Linked DNA regions of Homo sapiens: region 2 is linked to region 1. A link is a contact called in ENCODE Hi-C data. All regions are on one chromosome and are shown on one strand. Each heading gives the region's core, a stretch centred on a gene start or an enhancer-like site at or near the end of the contact. The rest is flanking DNA. Distances are from core to core; before and after follow the strand shown.

The links. A loop is a pair of places that touch in the nucleus more often than their neighbours do. Pooled maps may share reads with other maps.
Region 2: a map of CD8-positive, alpha-beta T cell shows a loop between it and region 1 (3-fold over the local background). The contact joins the promoter of SREK1 here to the promoter of SLC30A5 in region 1. A Hi-C loop is called at or near these places in 2 of 168 maps with a recorded cell type or tissue (CD4-positive, alpha-beta T cell and CD8-positive, alpha-beta T cell) and 9 of 50 pooled maps.

What each region holds. Positions count from the first base shown.
Region 1 is chr5:69,090,417-69,096,883 of GRCh38, reverse strand. SLC30A5 (solute carrier family 30 member 5) reads right to left here and starts at 2,870. Exons shown (of 16, transcript NM_022902.5): 1 at 2,546-2,870. The coding sequence starts at 2,628. RefSeq lists silencers at 2,088-2,382, 2,428-2,717, 3,048-3,157 and an enhancer at 2,848-2,947.
Region 2 is chr5:66,142,737-66,148,608 of GRCh38, reverse strand. SREK1 (splicing regulatory glutamic acid and lysine rich protein 1) reads right to left here and starts at 4,309. Exons shown (of 12, transcript NM_001077199.3): 1 at 4,072-4,309. The coding sequence starts at 4,232. RefSeq lists enhancers at 3,569-3,618, 3,679-3,738, 3,999-4,278 and a silencer at 4,459-4,528.

The sequences.
Region 1 (6,467 bases), core at 1,621-4,120:
GGCTCAAGTGATCCTTCTGCCTTAGCCTCCCAAGTAGCTGGAACTATAGGCACTGCCACTGTGCCTGGCTAATTTTTATATTTTGTAGAGACAGGGGTCTCACTGTGTTACTAGGGCTGGTCTCAAACTCTAGGGCTCAAGTGATCCTCCTGCTTTAGCCTACGTTTACTTTATACCTAGACAATTGCTGGAGATTTGGTAAGTTTTCCAGAAGGGTCCTTCTGGAAGGTTGAAGCCTGGCTTTTGGGATATTGGAGTTAAATGAGAGAATGGTAAGCAGAGTTAAGAGGGGAAACTTCTTTTTAATTTCCACATTTTCCGTCCAGGACCTCATCCTTCCTTTACTCTTGCAACCTGGAATCCATCAAAATTCAACCAGTCAGGAGTTGAATTTGATTCTGCAATAAACTACAATAGAAGGGCAACTCTGCTAAGTAAGTAGTACAAATAAAATAGCAAAGGATTGTTTACCACATTTCCCTACCTGAGACAATACACTCTTTACACTCTTGAATAAACAGCACTTTTAAACTACTCATTTAAAAATAATTTCCAGTTTACGTAAAAGTTACAAGAGTAGTATATCCTTTACCTGGACTCTGTAATTGTTAATGTATCGTCCTGTGTTTTATTATTCTCTCTCCCTCTGAATGCACACACAGAGGTATTTTTTTCCCCTGGACTATTTGAGAGTAAGTTACATACTTCATGCTTCTTTATCCTTAAATACTTGTTTTTCCCAAGAACGTGGACATTCTCTTATAAAACCAGCAGAGCTGTCTACTTCAGGAAATTTAAGTGATATGCTTTTTTTTGAGACAGAGTCTCGCTCTGTCACCCAGGCTGGAGTGCAGTGGTGCGATCTCGGCTCACTGCAACCTCTGCCTCCTGGGTTCAAGCCATTCTCCTGCCTCAACTTCCTGAGTGGCTGGGATTACAGGCGCATACCACGTCCAACTAATTTTTTTTTTTTTTTTGGTATTTTTAGTAGAGATGGGGTCTCACCATGTTGGCCAGGCTGGTCTCGAACCCCTGACCTCAGATGATCCACCTGCCTTGGCCTCCCAAAGTGTTGGGATTACAGGTGTGAGCCACTGCGACCGGCCTGATATGAAACTTTTATTTAATCTACTGTCCATAGTCCAGTTTTGTCAATTGACCCAGTAACATCCTTTAAAGCACTTTTCCCCTACTACCAAATCAGACCAGAATTGCCTATTGCATTTAGTTGTCATGTCTCAAGAATTAACATCTGATATGCTGTTATTTACAAAATGAGATGCTCAAAATAGATTAGAAAATTAAATTTATGCTACAAAAATGCAGTTGGTTTAAGTTCTGTCCTATGTGGTGTTCTTCCCTTTTCATAACAAATGCTTATGTTGGGCGGGCGCGGTGGCTCATGCCTGTAATCCCGGCACTTTGGAAGACCGAGGCAGGCCGATCACGAGGTCGGGAGCTCAAGACCAGCCACACCAACATGGAGAAACCTCGTCTCTACTAAAAATACAAAACATTAGCCAGGCGTGGTGGAGTATGTCTATAATCCCAGCTCCTCGGGAGGCTGAGGCAGGAGAATCTTTTGAACCCGGGAAGCGGAGGTTGTCGTGAGCCGAGATCGCGCCATTGCACTCCAGCCTGGGAACAAGAGCGAAACTCCGTCTCAAAAAAAAAAAAAAAAAAAAAAGTTACGTTATAATGCTATTACTACAGTTCTAAAGAATTTATCACATTTATCACTTTCTTTAAATATCAAAGAAGTATTTATTCCAGAATGGGAAGAACTCGTTAAAAATGGAGGCAAAGAACACCAGTTCCAGCCAAATTGCAGGGCTGTATTTTGTGCATTTTCGACACTATCTCAGAACTTAGGAAGGATACACTAGAAAGTGGTCGCTGCACCTGTTGGTCCCTTACTTTTCGGGTTGGTGGGAGAATTGAAGAGAGGAAGTGGGAATTTTCACTTTTTACTCTATGAATTGCTTTGCTGTTTAGATTTTTTTTTGACAACGAGGACACATTTCTTATTTAAGAACAAAATAAAAAAAGAAAACGGGGCTGGACCCTCGATGTGCTCAGTTAATCTGAACATCCAAGTTCCCCTGAACATCCAAGTTCACGTATGTACTTTGGTTTCGTCGCCTGAAGAGAGCTGATGGTGACACCTTCCCCTAATTTATGCAGGGAAACGTCAGAAAGGTTAAGTAGTCGCCAGACTATTTCAGGGAGAAACAGCCAAGAGAAAGGCTTCTCACAGATCAGAAAAACCTCTCACGTGAACTGGCGGGCAGTTCTAAGACTGACTGTCTGCCTTGTAACCCAGAAATTCAAGCAGAAGCTTTTTGGCTTTAGCGCCTTCCTTCTGCAGCAGGCACCCGAAGAGCCCGGGGAGCCCGGAGGCAGCCTGCGCGCAGGGAGGCAGGCAGGGGGAGAGGGCGCGCCGACCCCGGGACGTCCCGGGCTGTCAGCGGAGACCGGAGGGAGGCCGGAGAAAGTGCATCCTGAGCGACCCGGCCGGTCGCTGCCTTCCGGATCGGTCCCTTACCGAGCGCTGGGTACGTCCACCGGCCCAAGGCCGCCGCCGCCGCCGGGGCCGGCCAGCACGTCCCCGCCGTATTTCTCCTCCATCCCGGGGCTCACGAGCCGCCGCCGCTGCCCCTGTCGCGGGGTCTCCTCATGTCTCGCCGCTGCCGCGGAACAGCGGGTGCAGGCGCGTCACTCCCCCATGGCAGAGACCCCGTCGGGCTCCTGCAGGCCGGGCCGCCACTGCCGCCGTCGCCGGCTCCGGCTCACTAGCACACACGCGTCGGGACTAGGCCGCGATCAGTTCCGGCGGCGCCAGGTTCCCGGGAAGCAGCGGCGGTAGGGACGTTGCCAAGCCACGTCATCAGGCCCAGCAACCCTCACTCCCGGGGGAGTGCCCAGCCTTGCGTCTGCGCAAGCAGAACACTCGCCTTTCCTCGTCCCTTAGGCTCCTCCCGCCACGTTGTGTCGCATTGAAGCTCCGCCTCCTATCAGCCTCTCCGGGTGGCGCTCCCTGTGCACTTACCTGTCCCTACAGTGCCACCTATGGGCCGTCAGAAGTACAGCGGATTCCTGTAGGGCAGAGGGGGAGGGCGTGGAAAATGTACAGCGTGTGTGATTAAACAAAGCTCACCAATCTTTTCCTCTGCGTTAGGGATTCTTTTTTTTTTTGTTTTGAGATGGAGTTTCGCTCCTGTTGCCCAGGCTGGAGTGCAATGGCGCGATCTCGGCTCACGGCAACTTCCACCTCCCAGGTTCAAGCGATTCTCCTGCCTCAGTCTCCCAAGTAGCTGGGATTACAGGCATGTGCCACCACACCTGGCTAATTTTGTATTTTTAGTAGAGACGGGGTTTCTCCATGTTGGTCAGGCTGGTCTCGAACTCCTGACCTCAGGTGATCCACCCACCTCGGCCTCCCAAAGTGCTGCGATTACAGGAGTGAGCCACCGCACTCGGCCTAGAGATTCTTAATCTAGGTTAACATACCCTCTGCCTCTAAGTTTTTGTGAGTATGGATCATTTTTGTGATGAGAAGGCCCGAAGTCTTAAAAGTTCACGTGCCCTTCCCCCAACCAGAGATAACTATTTTTGAAGCTGTAGAGAATCAATTACAAATAGTGGTACGGCCATTTCTTTTGAACAATGCCTTTGATGGACTTTGGAGAGGAGAAACTAGTATTGACCAAAATTTGCCTCCTCAGCAAACTATCCCAGGGCAATTTTCTAGGAGTGACCACGTGCGAAACTTCATGGCCTTCTCTCCTACTCCTAAGGGAACCTAAAGGCAATTTCCAGATTTCTAAAGAAACATTCTTATCCTGGGCAACATGGCAAAACCCTGTCTCTATCAAAAATACAAAAACAATTAGCCAGGCGTGGCATATGCCTGTGGTCCCAGCCACTCAGGAGGGAGAGGCGGAAGGATCGCTTGAACGTGGGAGGTCAAGGTTGCAATAAGGCATGATCATGCTACTGTGCTCCAGCCTGGGCAACAGAGCAAGACCGTCTCTGGAAAAAAAAAAAAAAAGAAAGAAAAAGAAAGGATTCTTCTTTGCCACAGGGAGCCTGGGGTCATCTATCAAATAAAGTAACGGAGGAAGGTGACTGCTTTTGTGGCTTTTTGTGTGGGGCCTGGAGTACTGGTAACCGTTGTTGCTAGAGGCCCTGGAATCCAACTGTGTGAGGACAGAACATAGGAGAAGGAAGAGGATTTTGTTAAGTGTTGCTGCAAACTGTTTTGTCTCCTTTTTGAAAAGGAAAGCGTTGATTTTCTTTAAATTCTGCCTGTGAAACTGTGTAATCCAGGCACATCTGTAAAAACAGGTCAGGTAGTGTTACCTGAAAAGGGGGTCCCCATCCAGACCCCAGGAGAGCTTGGATCTCACGCAAGAAAGAATTCGAGGCAAGTCCATACAGTAAAGTGAAAGCAAGTTTATTAAAAAAGTAAAGGAATAAAAGAATGGCTACTCCATAGGCAGAGGGCACAGTGGCTCATGCCTGTAATCCCAGCAGTTGGGAGGCTGAGGCGGGTGGATCACCTGAGGTCAGGAGTTTGAGACCAGCCTGACCAACATGGCGAAACCCTGTCTCTACTAAAAATACAAAATTAGTCGGGTGGGGTGGTGCATGCCTGTACTCCCAGCTACTCGGGAGGCTGAGGAGGAGAATGGCTTGAACCCGGAGATGGAGGTTGCAGTGAGCCAAGATCGCGCCATTGCACTCCAGCCTGGGCAACAAGAGTGAAACTCCGTCTCAAAAAAAAAAAAATAATAATAGTAATAAGAATGCCCAACCTCCTGGGAATGCAGCCGAGTAAGTCTCCCCCTTGTTTTACCCAGCCCCTATTCAAGATGGAGGCACTCTGGGTCAAACGCCTCTGACAAGTAGGACTGGGTATTATAAAGGTTATTTTTCTGTTGCTAAAAATTTAGGAATGTGGGTTCCTGTGTCAGTCTTGGTTTGAATCCCAACTCTGCCACTTAGTAATTGTGGGATCTTGGGTCAGTTAGTTGGCCTTTCTGCGCCACAGTTTTTTTTTTATATGCAAAGTAGGAATAGTAATATTTATATTGTAGGGTTGTTGGGAGGATTATACATGTGTTAATAAGTGAAAAGTCTCTAGAACTTGCTAGGTTTTGAAGGGAACAGGAGGGTTAAAGAAAGACACACACACACACACACACACACACACACACACACACACACACACACAGAAAGAGGGCGGCTCGACAGTAAATGCAGGCTTTATGTCCAGCATAAAACCTACAGATGTGGGGGACCAGCTTAATGCCAGAGCCCACCACTGCTTATAGGCTGGGGGTATTTATAGGTATGGGCGGTAAGGGTCTGGGCAGTATGGCTTGCTGCCTGGCAGGATATTGATAAGATGTTCCTGTGATGAGGCAGTTCTGGCCCTTGTTCTGGCAGATGTCATCATGGTATTCCTTGGAACTTTGCCCAGCAAGATATGATAGGGATGTTTCTTTATTTGGGCCTTTGTCTGCCTTGTGGTCAAGTGGTTAGACAGGATGTTTCTTACAGCCCCGAACCCCTGTGAAATGTTTCACTTTGACCAAGGTCTGCAAAATTAGTGGGGAGCTTACAAAATGGTGCAGTTTGGACTAACAGAACTGTTGTCAGAGGCGTTTGAACCGGGGCAACTCCATCTTGAATAGGAGCTGGGTAAAATAAGGCTGAGACCTACTGGGCTGTATTCCCAGACAGTTAAGACATTCTAAGAGATGTCTATGGGGGTAGCCATTCTTTATTCTTTATTCCTTTACTTTCCTAATAAACTTGCTTTCACTTTATGGACTTGCCCTGAATTTTTTTTTTATTTGGACACGGAGTTTTGCTCTTGTTGCCCAGGCTGGAGTGCAATGGCATGATCTCGGCTCACTGCAACCTCCACCTCCCAGGTTCAAGCGATTCTCCTACCTCAGCCTCCCCAGTAGCTGGGACTACAGGCATGCGCCACCACACCCAGCTAATTTTGTATTTTTAGTAGAGACAGGGTTTCTCCATGTTGGTCAGGCTGGTCTCGAACTCCTGATCTTGGGTGATCCACCTGCCTCGGCCTCCCAAAGTGCTGGGATTACAGGCGTGAGCCACCAAGCCTGGCCCTGAATTCTTTCTTTCATGAGCTCCAAGAACCCTGTCTTGAGGTCTGGATCTGGACCCCTTTCCTGTAGCACTATGAATAGTATAAAATGTCACTCAATAGATGTTAAATATTATTATTACTCTGGGAAATTTGGGGATGATTTGGAGATGAAAATCGGGTTTTGAGCAGTATAAATTATAATTAATTTACAATACTCTAATTTGAATACACACAAAGACCTTTAGTAGCATAAAAAAAAACGAGGTATCACAGTCTGTCTACTGGAACTTTATTGTTGAAACCACCTTTGCAAAATTATAACAGTGAGAAAATTATGGCA
Region 2 (5,872 bases), core at 3,060-5,559, 2.9 Mb after region 1:
ATTTTAAGAAGAAAATAGCAGTACCCAAATTTAGCAGATTTTAGTTTGACCTCATTCGTTGACTTAAAGTTTTGGTTTTTTAAAATACAAAATCTTATCAATTTTTCAAAAAAAATTAAAACTTTTCAGTGGGTAGTACACGCAGAAACCAAAGAACCAACTTTTTGGGCATCAATTAAATTTCTTGGCCCTAACTGGTTATTTTGTCTTTTATTAAACATAATGATAGCACTATACAATATTTTTAAAACCAATGAGGTAATAATATGTCCAGTATTTTATCAGTACATTAATACACATCCTTTAGAGGACAGAGGACCTACCAAAAAAGATATGCCAAAACATGAGCGAAGCATACAGTATCATGTACAAAAATATTAGTTGGTGCATTATTTATAACAGGGTTTCTTCACTGGGCTTCAGTGGCCCTATGGATTAGCACAATTCATCCTGTTTAAGACTACTTATAAGTTGCTAACATTTACCCACTAAATGCCAACAGGCCCTCTAATCATTGTTGACAATCAAAAAGACACACCTCCCAATTTCTAGCTAAAATCCACTAATTTGTAATACCAAAAAAAGCAATCAAAATATCCAACAATAGAATTTCAAAAACACACAATACACTCAGAAATTACTAATCTCTAAATATTACTATAAATAAGACAGCAATATGGAAAATGCTTATGACAAAGTGAAAAAAGTAAAATAACAGTGTGATTCCTTTGATTACGCTATATTACATATATTACATAATGATAGCACTATACAATTATTTTTAAAACCAATGAGGTAATATGTCCAATATTTATTAACGCATGTGAAAAGGACTACAGGGAAATGGAGAGAAGCTTTGATAGAGTGGTGGGATCACAAGTGCTGTTTCCTTTTCTCTATTTTCTATAAAGTGGCTTTAGTGGTTACATTTTTTTTAACTAAATAAACTTAAGTAGTTGACAGATTTTTCCATTCTTTCTTAGAACTTTAGAAGACCAGAGAAGTGACGGAAATCAACAAGCAAAAAAAATCAACACAGGAAAAATGTCTAGTGTTACAAATCAGGGTAGGCTTACCCTTCAGGTTTTAGTTACTTGAAGGGGGTCACGGGGAACTTACAGGGTGCAGATAATCCTGACTGTGTGCTGGTTATATAGGTATGTTTACTTTGTAAAGATTCATCAACCTGCGCTTACGACCTGTGCACTTCTCTGTAGGTACATTAAACCTCAATGAAAAATTTACTGAAAAAACAACAAGGATTTCTTACTTGTGTAAGAAAGTTTCACAAGCTGTGAGATTGATTTATTGTGCAAAAAGTTAATAGTAATTCTACATATTTATCAACTGGCAGCACAAAAAAAGGATGACAAACTACAAATAAGAATTCTTAATGCTTACAGTGAATGTTCACAAGAATTCCCTAGCCTTAAAAAATTCTTAACGTTTAAAAGATAAAGATGAAACTCAACCACTGCATCATGCCAAAAGAATTAAATTTAAAATCTGAATTTTCATATTAGCAACTTAAGTCATTTAAGTCATTTTTTTTTAAGAGATAGGGGTCTCAATATGTTACTCAGGTTGGAATCAAACTCCTGGGCTCAAGCTGTTCTCCCACCTCAGCCTCCTGAGTAGCTAGGACTATAGGTGCACACCACCACACCTGGCTCAATCATAAAATTTTAATGAGAAACTATTTTCACATTCTATTAATGTATTTCCAATATACCTGGAAATATGTATTTGAAAATAAATATATTTCCAATTTTAAAACAATTTAAATTTCTACTCAACTCTAAAGATGTCATAAAATAATTTATGTGACACTGCAAAACAATATATTTTCAATACAACTACTACTATTGCATTTTGTATCCATTTCAGTCCAAATTTGCAAACACGTCTTCTAATATAAGGACCAGGCAATGACAACTTCATTACGAAGCAGAAAACCTGTGAATAAAGCATGTCAGTATTGCTGCAAAACATGAATGAGGGATCTAGTATTGCACTTAGGGAAAAACTAGTTAAGGATTTTGCCTGGCCTATATATATTACACGTATGCAACAATTTTGCTTAATGTGTTACAGTTTGTGAAATACACTACCGTAATCTTCCATATGTTTAAGTGAAGAACTTTTTATTCTCTTTGACTTTTAAATTCCAAGTAATAACATCTGATTTCAAAAAAGTGGCCCATTACTGTCAGTTATGGCAATGTGTTGTCACCCAAACCCAGGTTTCAACCAAATAAATATTATGTTGATAATGAAGAACATTCTCCAATATATTTCTTCTACCTATGAGATACCTTATTACCACAGCCTTGAAAGCAAGATTTACAAAGGTTCATGTACAAAGTATTTTACTGATTGATTCCAATGCCTGCAGGATACGGCACTCCCCCAAACAATTCTCAATTATTCTCAACTATTAAGAAATGTTCTGAGAACTTAAATTGAGATGGCTGAAAGCATTTCCAAAAGTTAAGATAATTAAAGCAATAATGCCACGGTTAATCAATCAAAATGTACGTGCGTGCACTTATGCAGTATTCTCGTCAAAAATGTATTACCTGAATCTCGTCACGAATATAAAGATATATATATACACATATCTCTATATACCTCATCTATATATCTCATCTATATAAACTCAGATTATGAGTCATATTACAAGACAAAATGAACTACAAAACAAAATATCAATGTCACGACTTTAGAATCTTTAAAAGGGGACGGGACTGTCCTAGATTAAAGGAGATAACTATTAATACATGGATTACTTGGCATATTCAAGGGAGACAGTGTTATCTAATTACATACTAGATCAAAAGCAGACAAAAAAGCATTATTAAAATAACTGGGGAAATTTTAATAATCAACTGTAGCCAAAAACAGACAAAATGCTCGTAAAAGGAACATGGATGTTCAATGTATTACTCTTTCAACTTTTCTGTATGCATGAAATATTCCAAAACAAAAAGCAGAGAAGAAAAACTTAAAAAGTAAATTTTAAATATCCACACAACTTTTATATAGTTATGCAACAGCACTGTTATAACCTGAGATAGAAAACTAAAGAAAAATAGGTCTAAATGCATCACTAGGAAATAAATCAAAATTTTTTTAAAGAAATAAATCTTGGGTAACAATTACCCCTTCCCTCAAAGGATTTTGATATAATGAACAAAAAACGGAGGATCTTAATACTGTAAGATCTACCATTAAAAAAGAAAAAAAGTTTGTGTGCAAGAATGTGAACAACCTACAAACCCCTTGCGAGTTTTCTAAATAATATCGTACGAGGGAAATTTTACCATTCCAAAATACACTATCTGGGAAGTGGCCGCGAGCTGTGAATGCCAGCCAAGATCTGGACTTTAAATGTATACGGGAGGGATAACCCTGCACCGACTTACACTTTTTCTGAAAGCTTTGGGACAGTGTGACCTTTCAGGAGGAAAATTTAATCTGCTGTCAAAAGGGCTAACAGACATGATCTTTGGGAACATGGATGCGCTCGGTTAGATAAACCAAAATGCTAAGTTTGTGCGACCGTCCTGGGAAACAAACACAGCCCCAGTTCCATCTTGTCACCAGCAGCAGGCTTTCTCGTCAGCAAAACGGCCTGACACCAAGGCCTTAAAAACTGGACTGTGGCTCAGGCGCGGTCTCCGCGATTTTCAGAGTGGAAAAACGCTCTGAGACGTTTGCCATGAGGGCTGTTCCGGGCCCACCTGCGGCCATCTTAAGTTCGGGGGGAAATAAGAGGGTGGGGGCACGGAATTCGAAGACCCAGCAGCGAACACAAGTCCCGGAGGCACAGAAAGGGCAACCATTCTAAATCCTTGGTAAGGGCTCCGTGCAGTAGTTAACCCCCCAAATCCGACTAAGGAGAGCAGGACGGCGGAACCCGGGTGCCCTAATCAAATATGGGCACCAAGGTAAGCCGGCGCGATCACGTGACATGCACCGCGCGCCCGCGTCCGCGCTCTCCTCCACGCCTCGGCTCCCGAGGTCTCTATGGCGCCCGCGCCCCTCCCCCAGCCGAGCTCCAGCACTTACTCCGGGGGGTAGAGCCGCAGCTCCTCGATTTCTCCTAGGAAGGAAAAAAGCGTCCGCATCTGCTCGCTGGTCACCGCCGACGACAGATTCGTCACCTGAATCACCGACGTGGGGGTGAGGCCGAAGCCTAAGCCCAAACCGAAGCCGCCGCCGCTGTTCATCCCGATCCCGCTGCCGTTGCCTTCCCGCTCCCCAACGTCTACGACGCGTCAGCGACGGAGCCGGGAAAGCGGAGAACGCGCGGCCGCGAGCGCGCTCCCGCTGGCGAATTCACAGCGCCGGGCAGATCTAGCCGCCCATTTCACAACTCCCCTGCTCCCGGGGCTGCGCGCGCCAGCCGGAAGCGTCGCCCCGGCAACCCGGCGGTTCTCGCGCGGCTGCGGCCTCCAGCTCCCGGGTCCCTGGGGCTGTTGCTGCTCGTTTCACCGCCTGGATTTTTATCGGTGTTTTTGTTTTCCCCAAAAGTCGATGAGAGTCTTGTGCTCATGTCTACCCGGTTCCTTCCGGTCTCGGATTGGGAAACCAAGCGGCCTGGCCTACTGGTGCGGGACTGTAAAGAAGGAATGACTCTTGGACAACACGGAAGAACACTTGACCAAACTATAGGGCAGCCTTATCACATACAGGCAGCACCCCAACTCCAACTATTTTTAAAAGTTGGCAGGCGTCCTAATTGTGAAAAAAACAAAATTTTACAAAATGCGTAGGTTCAGGTTGAATTAAGGAAAGAGGCAGTAAGATGAAGGCTGTGCAGGGGTTGTTTATAACCTGTTTTTAATTCCCTCGTTCCACAGGTGTTGATGTTTATTGAGTGCTATGTCCCAGGCACTATTAGGCAAGGGCACGTAACAGACAGTTAAAGACAGTTCACATAGAACTTGCAACCTAATGAGAGACAACAGTAGTGAGTCCATGGCAGCTGCTCCCAAAATGCCCTCCGCAGATCCCTAAGGGTACCGAGACCTTTTCAGTAAGTTGGCAAGGTCAAAACGATTTTCGTAATAATATTAAGAGTTTCTTGACCTTTTTCACTTTGTTGCCATTTGCACTGGTAACGTAAAAGATTAAACTGCTGACACCTTAGCAGCAATCAAGGCAGTGGCGCCAGTCTTGTACTGGTAGTTGCATTTTGTATTCTTCACATCATACAACATTTAAGGTTTTAAAGTATGCTAGTTTCACTTTAAAAATGTCCTTCACAAATAACTAAAAATTGTATTTTTTTTTCAAATCCATCCTTGCTTACACGTCTTTTAAAGAATATGTGTGAAAAAATGGAAACTACTGCCGCTACATGCCCAAGTGAAATGGTTGTCTCCGGAAAAAGCACTAGTGTAATTCTTTGAATTTTCACCTAAAAATACAAATTTTATTACACTTGTATCCACCAGCTTGAGCTTGACAGCTTGCCAGTACTTAAAGACTTTTCTAGTAAAAGAAGCATTATATTAACAATTTATTTTTGACTATATAATGAAATATGTCAACATTTTTGTGATCTTTACAACTTAGTGGACACCTATTTTTCAAATGGCCAGTGGGTGCCATTACAAAGGCAAAAAGCCTCTGGTATGTGCAAGATAGATTGATGGATTTCAGTGCTTAATTGATGTGGTTTCAGATTCAGTCCACACTGCAATGAAGGCTAAGAAACTACCACATGTAAGTTTGGTACCGTATCAAAGAATAATATCTAGAACTATCTGGAAAGGCTATAAAGTAGTTTTCCCTTTTCCAACACCTTATCTTTATGAGATCAGATTTCCCTCATATATTTCAACCAAAACATATCACAACAGAT